Linked DNA regions of Homo sapiens: regions 2 and 3 are each linked to region 1. The links are chromatin loops, found by intact Hi-C in ENCODE. Cell type or tissue: Caco-2. All regions are shown on one strand. Region 1 overlaps ATRNL1 (attractin like 1). Region 2 overlaps ATRNL1 (attractin like 1). Region 3 overlaps ATRNL1 (attractin like 1).

Evidence for each region. Hi-C counts contacts between places; a loop is a spot of excess contacts. Peaks named below come from ENCODE experiments on the same cell type or tissue, not always from the same donor. Only the 100,000 strongest peaks of a DNase experiment are listed, where the experiment ranks them.
Region 2: a loop joins it to region 1, with 14 times the contacts of the local background. A loop is called at or near these places in 3 of 110 quality-filtered maps.
Region 3: it touches region 1 in a loop (10-fold over the local background); 2 of 110 quality-filtered maps call a loop at or near these places.

Annotation. Positions count from the first base shown.
Region 1 is chr10:115,138,971-115,142,970 of GRCh38, reverse strand. All of the region lies in intron 5 of ATRNL1 (attractin like 1), which reads right to left. Among named protein-coding and RNA genes, the nearest start is that of ATRNL1, 48 kb to the right of the region's middle. In Caco-2, CTCF peaks have their summits at 1,520 (motif pointing left) and 1,810; no DNase peak of the experiment used is centred here.
Region 2 is chr10:115,353,694-115,357,693 of GRCh38, reverse strand. All of the region lies in intron 19 of ATRNL1 (attractin like 1), which reads right to left. Among named protein-coding and RNA genes, the nearest start is that of ATRNL1, 260 kb to the right of the region's middle. In Caco-2, a CTCF peak has its summit at 2,343 (motif pointing left); a DNase peak (open chromatin) is centred at 2,313.
Region 3 is chr10:115,570,997-115,574,996 of GRCh38, reverse strand. The region is part of intron 26 of ATRNL1 (attractin like 1); the gene reads right to left. Among named protein-coding and RNA genes, the nearest start is that of ATRNL1, 480 kb to the right of the region's middle. In Caco-2, CTCF peaks have their summits at 1,528 and 1,760 (motif pointing right); no DNase peak of the experiment used is centred here.

The DNA of each region.
Region 1 (4,000 bases):
TCTAACTTGGCATACCATAACCAAATATTCTTCCTAAAATCTTCCTCATATTAGTTGATGACAACTCTGTCTTTCCATTTGCTCAAACCAAAAACCTTAGTCATCTTTGACTCTTCTTTCCCTCACCCCCCACATCTAGACCATCAGCAAATCCTATTAATCCTGCATTAAAATCACATTCAGTATTCAAGCCATTGTCACCACCTCCATAGCTACCAACCTGTCCAAGCTACCATCATCATCATCTCTCACCTAGATTATAGCAGTAGCCTCTGAACTGGTATACTGCTACTACAGTCTATTCTCAGGTGGAAACCAATAGGAGCTTTATAAAACTAAGCCACATAATACTAATCTTCTGCTCAAAATCCTTCAATGGCTCCCTCATTTCACTTAGGGTAAGAGTCAAAATCCTCACTATGGTCTACAAAGCTAAGAATATTTAGCTGATATAGCTCCATCCTTCAGGAATCTCCATCCCCTCCAGCAACCCCTTAATTCCACATCCCCAACCATCTCCCTTGTTGTGTAACTTCTAAGTTCATATCTGACTAATCTCCCCATCAGTAATTCAATTCCAGCCACAATGGCCTTTTTACTGGTCCTTATGTACACCTGGCTTGCTCTTGCCTTAGGGTCTTTGAACTGACAGGTCTCTGCCTAGAATGTTCTTCCCCTAGATATCTATATGGTTGAACTCTCTTGCTTGCTTAAAGTCTTTTCTCACATGTCAACTTCTCCATAAAACCTAAGCATATCATCATATTTTAAATGTAACCCCCAGATCTTTCTATTCCTCTTTCTCTGTTCTACTTTAATTTTCCATTGTACTTATCACCTTCTAACATACTATATAATGTATATTTATTATTTAGGGTCTGTCTCTCCTAGCTTGAATGTAAGTTCCACAAGGATCTTTGTCTTCTTTGTTCCATGATGTATCCCAAGGACCTAGAGCAGTCTCTAGCACTTAATAGAAGCTCAAAAAAAGAAACTGTTACATTAATAAATGAAAAAGATAAATAAATGAATTCATGAAAAAGGGCTGTCATATATACATTTTAATGCTGCTTTTATTTTCAAACAGTCAACTTTCTTAGTAGGTTAAGAGTAAAAATTTAATTTTATTAGCTCTCACAAAAAAGTCAGATCTGCTGTTTTTGCTAAGTGGGAAGAATTTAACGGAATTAAACGCATTACCTGTCACTTCTCCCTCCTCAAAGTTAAAAGAGAAGAAATAGATTGACCGTGTTCATTATTATTATATTTCTAAAGGAAAATGTAAGCTACTTTATGAATTTCTACAAGGCAACCTATAATCTCATGTGTATACTATCCTAAAATAACTAAATATGTCCATATATGTTATATGACTAACCCAGATAAAATACTTCAGATAAAATATTCATGAGTTTGAGTTGAAAGTTTTTACATTTTTCTAAGTCAAACAAAACTACCAAGTTTCTACAACTTGAATGCCAGAGTTTAAGTGAGTTTTCTGGTAGTCAATACTGCCACCCAATGGCAAATGTTAAAATCTAAAACCAAAGGATTGAAACAAAATAAGACCAAGATTCCAAGAACCAATGCTTGATAAAATAACATTTTAAAAAATGTTCAAATTCAATTGCTTATCTCAATGTTCAGAAGTAATTATACAGGAAGTAAATAACATAGTTTATTAGAGTAATAACCTTATAAAACATCTCTAGTTGAATGTCTACATATCACTATACTAGTAAACTAATACATTTCTAATTCATTCATTCAATAACAACAACAAATGCAAGTGGCTAGTACATGCCATGCACTATATTAGGTTCTGGAAACCCAAAGATGATCAAAACATAATCATTCTTAACTTCTTGGAGTTTATATTCCACTGGGAAAGATAATCAAAGAATCATACAAGCACATAATTATAAACAGGGATAAATGATATAAATTTAAAAGATAGGGTCTTATGACAGCATATTACAGGGGGATCTGACCTGGACTTAGAATATGAATGGGGTAAGGGTTTTCTAGGAAGAACTTTGGAATTAAGAAAGGTCTTGAGATAGTGAAGGACAAAGAGCATCTGAGAAACTGGAGTAAGTTACAATAAAGTGTGACTTTAAATAAAGATCAGAGGCACTACGCAACAAAACTATTAAATTACATGATTTACATTTCCAGATACTGTATTTCAATCAATAATTTAAGAGTTTAAAACAGCCAACTTCAATCCTTATATGAGAACTGTAGCTGAATTGAATTAAAAAGGAATACTAAAAACATAAAAATGTCCTGAAGACATTTAAAAGAATCGAGCAATAGGATTGAGCAGGACATTCTGGAATAGAAAAGGAACAGGAACAATTTGATAACAGTTAAGCAACTCTCTTACATATAAATGATGGTGACCTGTTTTTCACTGTTCTCTGTAGAATAGGAAAAAAAATCTGTTGTAATACATTAAGAAAAAATTGTATGCTGAAGCTTGCTGGTTTGTCTCTTAACCTGTCTACCCCTACATCTAGTCCACATTACAAAGTTTCTCTGAGTAGACATGAGAGAACAAATTAGCCCATTCCTTGTTAATTATGGTAACAATCTATAGCTAAAAATATATTATTTGAATTTTTTATTTGTTTGGGAATCTCAATCATTTGAATCCCCTTTCCTGTGTTTGGGAGAATCCTTTATTGTGTGGATTTTGTCCAGAAAGAGAACCTCTTTCACTACATATAACAGAAAAGTTAAATTCCCTATTTCATATCTCTAGGCAGCCACGGTATGGACAAGACCTAGGTTTAGCCAAGCAGATACTATTAAGCAGGACTCAGTCTTAATAAGTGATGCAAAGATGTAAAGGCAATTTACAATTCTTTCTCTCCATTCCTGTAGCATGCAGTACCTACTGAAAGGGTGCCAGTGGTAGTAACCCAGGATCCTGTGGCAATGACAGGAATATCCTACTCAAACTTTCCATTGGCTTCATCTTTGCTGTAGGCTAGCCTTTATTTGTATCTGGCCTCTTTCCAACAATAGTTTATCCAGTCTTCTCATTTCTCTTGTGAGCTACTCAATATCCTTTTGTATTATTCAGAGAACAGGTTGAGTGAAGCAAAATAAGTTGCTAAAAGAAGGGAAAAGCTTATTTCTCTCTAATGAACATTCTAGAGATGAATGGGCCAGTGCTACTTATTATAGTTGTTGCCATTTATCAGCCATAGGAAAATATCTGAATGATCTAATATTTGCATACAGATTTTCTACTCACATCCTACCAATCTAAACTTAGTAACTGATATGGTTTGGTTGTGTCCTCACCCAAATCTCATCTTGAATTCCCACGTTATGGAAGGGACCCAGTAGGAGGTAACTGAAACATGGGGGTAGGTCTTTCCTGTGCTCTTCTCGTGATAGCAAGTAAGTCTCACAAGATCTGATGGTTGTAAAAAGGGGAGTTTACCTGCACAATCTTTTTTCTGTTGTCTGCCGCCATGTGAGACATGCCTTCCACCTTCCACCATGATTGTGAGGCCTCCACAACCATGTGGAACTGTAAGTCCATTAAATCTCTTTGTTTTGTAAATTGCCTGGTCTCAGGTATGTCTTTATCAGCAGTGTGAAAACAGACTAATACAGTAAATTGGTACCAGTAGAGTGGAGCGCGGCTGAAAAGATACCCGAAAATGTAGAAGTGACTTTGGAACTGCGTAACAGGCAGAGGTTGAAACGCTTTGAAAGGCTCAGAAGAAGATAGAAAAATGTGGGAAAGTGTGGACTCCCTAGAGACTTGTCGAATGACTTTGACAAAAATGCTGATAATCATATGGACAATGAAATCCAGGCTGAGGTGGTCTCAGATGGAGATGAGGAGGAACTTGTTGGGAAATGGAACAAAGGTGACTCTTGTTTTGTTTTAGCAAAGAGATTCGTGGCATTTTGCCCCTGCCCTAGAGATTTGTGGAGCTTTGAACTTGAGAAAGATGATTTAGGGTATCTGGTGGAA
Region 2 (4,000 bases), 210 kb before region 1:
CAATAAATTGGCCATAAAGTAAAGGTAAGATAAAAGATATAGATAAAAGTATGTGTAACTAAGAGAAAAGTAAATATTTGGATCCATGTCCTATGGCATATAAAAATGGGTCTTTGAGAGAAAGGCACTTCTTCCTAAATAATATATTAAGGAGGATTTTAATGTGTTTATGAAATATTTATAAACAATATTTATGCTGAAGCTTTCCTACACCTGCTGTAGGCATGACTAAAATATAATTAACTTCTCCACCATCACTAATTAGTATTCATGCACTATTTGAGCAATGCAAAAGTGTGTGTCCAAATTGGAATTTAGTTTGGTTTTGCCTTTTGAAAAAATTGTACAAATATCAGAATAAAACCAAAAGTATGTTTAAAGTTTCTTAGGTTAACCTATAATCTTCTGAACTGTACTAAATAAATGTTTTATACGTATTAGAATATAAGTAGAACTATGCCCCACTTTAAATTTATCTTTTCTTCACCCTAGGCCTGTCATTTCAAGCCAGTAGGAATTCTACAACACTTGTGAGTTGGCATAAGAACCATTTTTATTATTAAGTTCAATCATAACATCTTATATCACTTTTTAAAAAACCAAATAGTGCCATATTCTTGTAATGCAAACCTCAAGCAATACATTATAGGGGCTAAGCATCACATCAAATAAAATTAAAGAGAAATATTGAACCCTTAGACAAAATAATAGTTTCTCTCTGGCCCCAAATAAATAGTATTCTACCTACAGAACTGAAACTATTGAATAGTTTTCAAAATTACATAGAGATATATTAGTCCACTTGTTCCTGAAAAGAAAGCAAGTAAATGACACACTTCATTGTCAAAAACTTGTAAACCAGAGGTGAAGATATTCTATAACATCAGATCTAAGGGCCTAAAAATCACTATTCAAATAGCAAAAGTTGAAGTAATGCTTAGTCAAAGTTTGAAGAGGTAGAACATAAAACTTTGTACAAATAAAAATTAGAAGAAGAGATCCTGAGGAAGGGAGTAGGTTTGATAAAGCCATGGCAAAGTTCCCCAGGGGAACTTTGGGAATTAGCCCACAGATAGTTCTTTTTAAAAGCATCTAACAGAAATAAGTAATAAACTGCATATTCCAGTAACCCATAATGAAGGCATGCTAAAATATCTGACATCAGGGCCAAACAGTTTTCATAGCCTCAGTTCTCCTCACCTTTGAAATTCCTTTTATGAAAACAAAAAGAATGAAAACAGCTCAAAAGGATGGCCTCTCTTTGGAATATTCAAAATCTCAAGTTGGCTTTCCTGTGCAACACAGAACGTAGTATGTACTGAGAGAATACAAACTTTTAACATTGTTGTGTCAAAAGAATAAATAGAACCAATATTTCCATCTCAAGCTATTTTCATGTATCTGCAGCTTGAGATTTTTCAATGTTCCTAGTTTGAGAGAATTAAGCTTCCTACACTTATTTTAAGAAATGCTCAACCTCATTTGGTAATAAATTTTCTGCTTCTCTGAATAATCTACAATGTGTGAGAATGGTTTAAAATGAAAAATTTCCTCATCTTAGAAGAGAGAAAAAAAGGTAATTCATCTTCCTTTTTACTACCCTTGAGTCTCAGAGAATGTTTGGGTCACATCCTAGTGTGTGTATTAAAGTATTAAACACGTCTGTAAAAGTCTGCTATGAACAGATAGTCACAGTATGCCAAAAAGAGAAACATAAGGTAAAAATAGAACTGTCATTATGTTGAAAGAACTCTTTTTTCCCCAAAACTGAAAAATTAAAGTTTATCACTGTTAAAAACTTAAAATATAGAGAGAAATTAAGAAAATCAGATAAGCCTACTATTCAAAAACCTATAAAAAGATCAACAAAATGAACTAAAAACATAACAGATATAAAAACAGACATTACCAATTACAAATGTAATATTAAAGGAAAAAAATGTATTCATAATACCAACAAAACCCATTAAGCACCTTGCAATAAACTTAACCCAAAAGAGTAAGACCTAAATGGAGGAAACTATTAGTTATATAGGATTGGAATTTTTTTTAATGTCTGTATATTTCATGATTTGAAGACATATTTTTCTTATAGTACATCTTTTGTTTTACAAATAATTGGATAAACAAATATGTACATAAAAAGTGCCCATGCCACCCGTTCCCCAACTCCAGACAGTTCAGGGTAGAGAAGGGCTCCTTATGCTTCTGGAAAAGACAGAAAGGGACTTTGCCTGATAACAAAAGGAATTCTCCCTTCACTTTCAGAAGTCTACCCAGGCTATGTACCTAGAGTCTGCAAGAGTACAGCATACCTGGGCTTAGGGCTCCCTCTAGTGCTAAAACAACTGCAAGGACCACAGAAATAAGTAATTTAACACTCAATCCCATTTGAATTCTCAGAAAACTTTCTCAAGGACAGGTATAAACAATGCCAGACTGGAAAGACTGGAACAAATACCTAAATTTTTAACGCTCATATATCATCAAATGTCCACAAGCATCAAGAGCATTCAGGAAAACATTACCTCATCACACGGAGTAAATGAGGCACCCATGACCAATTCTAGAGTGGCAGATACATATATTCTCAGACAAAGAATTCAATACACCTGTTTTGAGAAAACATGATGCATTTCAAGATAAAACAGAGAAATTTAACAAAGACACTGAAATAAACAATAAAAAATCACTCGAGCTGAAAAAGTCAACTGACTGAAAAATTCATCAGAATCTCTCAAAAACAAAATTGATCAAGCAAAAACGGAAATATTTAGTTCAAGACATACTATATGAAAATAGATTTAAAAGAATAAAAAAGAATAAAATATGATTACAGGATCTAAAAAAGAGCCTCAAAAGGGAAAATCTAAGAGTCACTGGTCTTAAAGAGGATACAAAGAAAAAGACCGGGGTAGAAAGTTTATTCAAAGAAAGTAATAAGAGAACTTTTCAAACCTAGAAAAAGATACGAACATTTAGGTAAAGAAGGTGAAAGAACATCAAGAAGATTCAACTGAAATAAGACTACCACAAGACATATAATAATCAAACTATCAAAGGTCAAAGATGAAAGAATCATCCTAGAAGCAACAAGAAGAAAAAAGTAAATAACATATAAAGGAGCTCTGATATTTCTGGCAGCAGCCTTCTCAGTGGGGAGTTTATAGACCAGAATGAGCAAGATAGCATATTAAAAGTGCTAAAGGGAAAAAACTTCCAACCTAGAATACTGCATACAGGAAAGATATCCTTCAATATGGAGGAGAAATAAAGACTTTCCCAGACAAACAAAAGCTGAGTAAATTCATCATCACCAGATGAATGCTGAAGAGATTTTACAAAAAAAAATGCTGAAGAGATTTTATCAATCTGAAAGTAAAGGCTGCTAACATATAACAAGAAAACATCTGAAAGCATGAAATTCAGTGGAAAAGGTAAGAACAAAGACAAATTCAGAATACTCTAACAGAAGAGTCCAACATTAGAAGAAGAATTGTCATGGGCCACGTATAAAACACACTATCACTAATGATAGTGGATGAGCTAAAAAAAAATTATAATGTTTTAAGAAAGTTTACTGATTTGTGTTGGGCCATATTCAAAGCTGTCCTGGGCTGCATGTGGCCCACAAGCTGCGGGTTAGACAAGCTTGCTCTAGTGCAACAATTGTGGTGTGTAAATCACTTACATTTTCAGCATGAGGACCAAAAGAAAAATCTATCAAAAATAATAACTACAACAATTTTTGAAAGATAGACAATATGAAAAGATATAGAGACAACAAAAAGTCAAAAAGTAGGAGGGAGTTAGAGGAAAAGTTAGAGTACAGAATTTTTTAGTTTTTTCTTTGCTTGTTTTCCTTTTGTTCCCTCTTCTTTGAGATTAGAGTTTTTATCAATTTAACGTTGTTAGCTATAAAATATTTTTGCAAGCCTCACAGTAATGACAAAGCAAACACCTATAATAGAAATTGAAAAAATAAAAAGCAAGGAATTAA
Region 3 (4,000 bases), 430 kb before region 1:
ATCATATTATTCACATTAAGAGTCAGACCTAAAATGCAATAACCTGTTTTGAAATATTATCTCAACCAATTTCCACAAGTTATAGCCATTTCCAAATGATTTACATTTGTCTATTAGCAATTTTGTTTAAGAGATGTTTCTAATATTTTACAAAGAAAATAGGCTATGTTTAAAATTAAAAAGGCAGACAGATGGAAAGTCTTGTGCCAGCACCCTATGTGTAGGAAATTGGTAGTCAATAACAGGGCTGAGCAAACCTTAACTGGCTTTGGTATCAGCAATGGCCAGAGAATTTCTAGGGCTCCTGAAATCAGCATGCAGAAATCAACTAAGGAGCATCTGGTGCCCAAGTAACATAGGATTTAAATGTGATTGAGATTGAAGTAGATGGTAACACATTTAGCAAGGAATTTCAGCCAAATATTCAGTACAAGTTGCAGAAAATATAAAAGATTAAGATACATGGTAGATTTGATATTAAATATTTTTGATAATGATATACTAGTTACTGTCTTTTGATATAAGTTCCTAAAAACAAGTGAAGTAAATTTGAAGGAATTAGTTTTAGTGGAATAGCATTGGCAACTATAGGCTTTTTTCTCAAAGAGTTTCATTCATGCTTCATGTGTGTATATATATATACATTTATATATATGTAGTTTTATATATACAAAACTACTTGTACATATGTAGATATATATATCTGCATAGTTATAGATATATACATGTACATATGTAGTTATGTATATATAACTGTAGTTATATATATTGCTGTAGTTATATTTGTATATATAGATACACATATATATGTATTATATATACAATTATATATAATGGCTGTACTTATACATATAAAACTGCAGCTGTAGTTTGCTAGTTTGCTTTTTATCGTAAGTAAGACAAACAGAATCATGATTTTGCAAGAAATAATTGAGATAACTACTTCCCAAAGAATTTTCTGCTTTAAGTGGTTTACAGAAGTTTAGATTACCCATTTCTTTCCTGTCTGTCACAGGTTCTCCTACAATCGGACACAGAAGTATCTTTTCAGCTTTGTCTTTCAACTCTTTTCTTAATTACATACCTGGCATTTGATTATTCAGTATTTTGAAAGCAATGGTACTGTCATAACTGCTAGTATTTTCCAAGGACCTTCTCTGTGCCCATACTGACTTTTAATAACATCCTAACCAATTTATCTATCAAGCAAAGGGCTACATATTCTTGATAGCTCAAATGGCACCTATTTGGTGAAGGCTATTCTAACCATCTGCCTTCACCTGGTATTGGAATTTAACACTTTGTGTTACCTATTTATCTTGCTCACTGAGTTGTAACATTCCCAAGGACACTGAGACTTCTGCTCTGAAAATAACACAGACAGGAGACAGGGAAATACTGGGTAGAAGAGGGCGGTTCCCCGGCAAAGACCCCACCCTCAAGCCTGGATACCTGTGGCCCTAAATGAGAACAGGTATTTCTGTTTTTGTGCCCCAAAGCTGCCTTTTGGCCTGCCACACTCCCTATCCTACCCCCAGCCATGCCCCCATCCTGCCCCCATGTAAACCCTGAACCCCAAGCTCCAGAGCAGACCAGCAAGTGAGGACATTGATGAGGAGGCAAGCAGACAGACAATGGAACAATGTAGGGGAGAAAGAGAGAAGAAGAGGGACATCTGAACACTGAGAAGAATTTGGCTGGGGGAAGTCAGGAAAGAGTCCGGCCACTAGGTGGCCCAACTCCAGACGAAGATCACCTTCCCACTCCATCCCTGCTTCCGGCTCCCCATCCGTATCACTGAGAGCCACCTCTACCACTCAATAAAACCTTGCACTCACCCTTTGAGCCCACATGTGATCCAATTCTTCCAAGATGCCTGGCAAGAGCTTAGGATACAGAAATCTGTCACACTGGTTCTTTACCCTTGCAATAAGGCAGAAGGTCCATTAAACTGATTAACACTCAAGCCTTCTGCGGAAGGCAAAGCTGAAAGAGCTTTGCAAAACTGGGGTTGCAGACACTCACCCCTAGACACTACAGTGGAGTTGGAGCCCAAAGCGCTCACCTGGCCTCTGCATCTGCCCGTCTGCATGCTCCCCCTCCCTCAAGCAGTTTGAGCTGCAGGGCAACCAAACAGGCAAGCCACACCCCAATCATATGTCCTGCAAGGGGAATCAGGGAACTCTCCCATTTCAAAAACAACCCCTGACAAACAGTATTTAACATTAATCAAGACTTGGATCTTGAATATAAATTTTATGGTATTAATTAGGAAACTTATAGATTCAGCCCAGAACTCTCTCTGGAATCCCAGACCTCTCTCTGGAATCTCAGACTTGTATATCCAAATGTCTTTATGTCCAACTGCTATGTGAACCTTCCCCTCTTGAATCTCTTTTAGGCATTGCAAACTTTACCTCAAGTGATGCTCTTGACTGCTGTCTAACTTCCCTCACATTTTTGTCTCTCCCAGTTCTTATGGTTTAGGTTAAGGTACCACCATGTACCTAGTTTTTGAAGGTAAAACCCTAGATTGTAGAGTGAGAATTAGTCTTTTTTTTTCCCCACCCGTTGCATCCAATCTATCAGCAGTGACAATATATTTGACCTCAAAAACAAATCCTAAATTTTCCTCTGTCTCTCCACCTCTATTACCACCTATGTAGTCCAAACAACTATTTTCTCTTATACCCTGGGCTCCAAATTGTTCTCCCTACCTCTTCCCTTGTTCCCCTATAATCCATTCTCCATACTGTAGCCAGAGCTATGACTTTCTTTTAACATTTTTACTGCAATACTATATATATAGTAAAATTTACTGTAATGTACAATTAAATGAATTGTAATATATTTAGAGTAATATAACTGTCATTACACAATCTAATTTTAGAACATTTCCATCACCCCCAAAACCAAACTTCTGTCCATTTGCAATAATTCTTCATTCCAACATCCATCTCTAGGTAGTCTCTTTATATTTCCCTTTTTCTTCACATTTCATATAAACATCATACAATACATGGCTTTTTCTATGTGTGTATATAAACTTGAAAGAGAATATACAAAACCTACTTAAGGAAAACATTTTTAAATTCCCTAAAGACACAAAAGTAGAACAGACGGTAAGACACAGAAATATGTCTTATATGAATAGGAATATTTTATAATTTTATAAATAACATTTATAATAGAAATATTAGTTTATTAGGAATAGTAATAGGAATATATGAATATGAATTAGAAGGTTCAATATCATAAAGGTAATAGCTGCAAATTAATTTATAATTTTAACTCTAACAATAAATATACCAAGCTATTTTCTCCAGAAAGTCACAAACCCTTTATAAAATCTATTTAGCAAAATAGTTATAGCAAAATAATACATAACAAAATTACACAAGCAAAAAATGAGAAGCAGCCAGCCTACTAGAGAGAAAATACATTGGAAGGTCTCAATACTTACAACAATGTAGTAGTAGTGTCTGGATGGGTAATTCAACAGAAGCTAACAGAAAGCCCAAAAGTATATGGGAATATAACATGCAGTAATAACAGCATCTCAAAATATGGGGGTAAAGAATGTATTAATAGATAGTGTTGGAATGACCTAACAGCTATCTGGAAAACGGTAAGTTGAAGCAAATATTTAAATGTGTGGCAGATCAAAGATAGAAATTCTTCATCACTCCTTCCTTCCATGAAAAAGCAGGACAATCCATTTTTCCACACGTTTATGTCTGACCTGGTCCTATACTGATTTTGCCAATATAATACAGGTGCAGGTGACACTGTGGAAATTATAGGTCTAGTCTATAAAAGGACTAGAAGCTGCCTCCTATTAAAACAATTGCCATGGTATAAGAAAAGCCAGCGGCTATATGGATAGGCCCATATGGAGGAAAATTGAGGTCCTTAGCCAACAGCCTGTGCTGAACTCTTAGTTAATGGGGGTGGAAGATTCTCCATCCCCAGTGAAGCTGGCCCAGCCGGTGCCATGTTG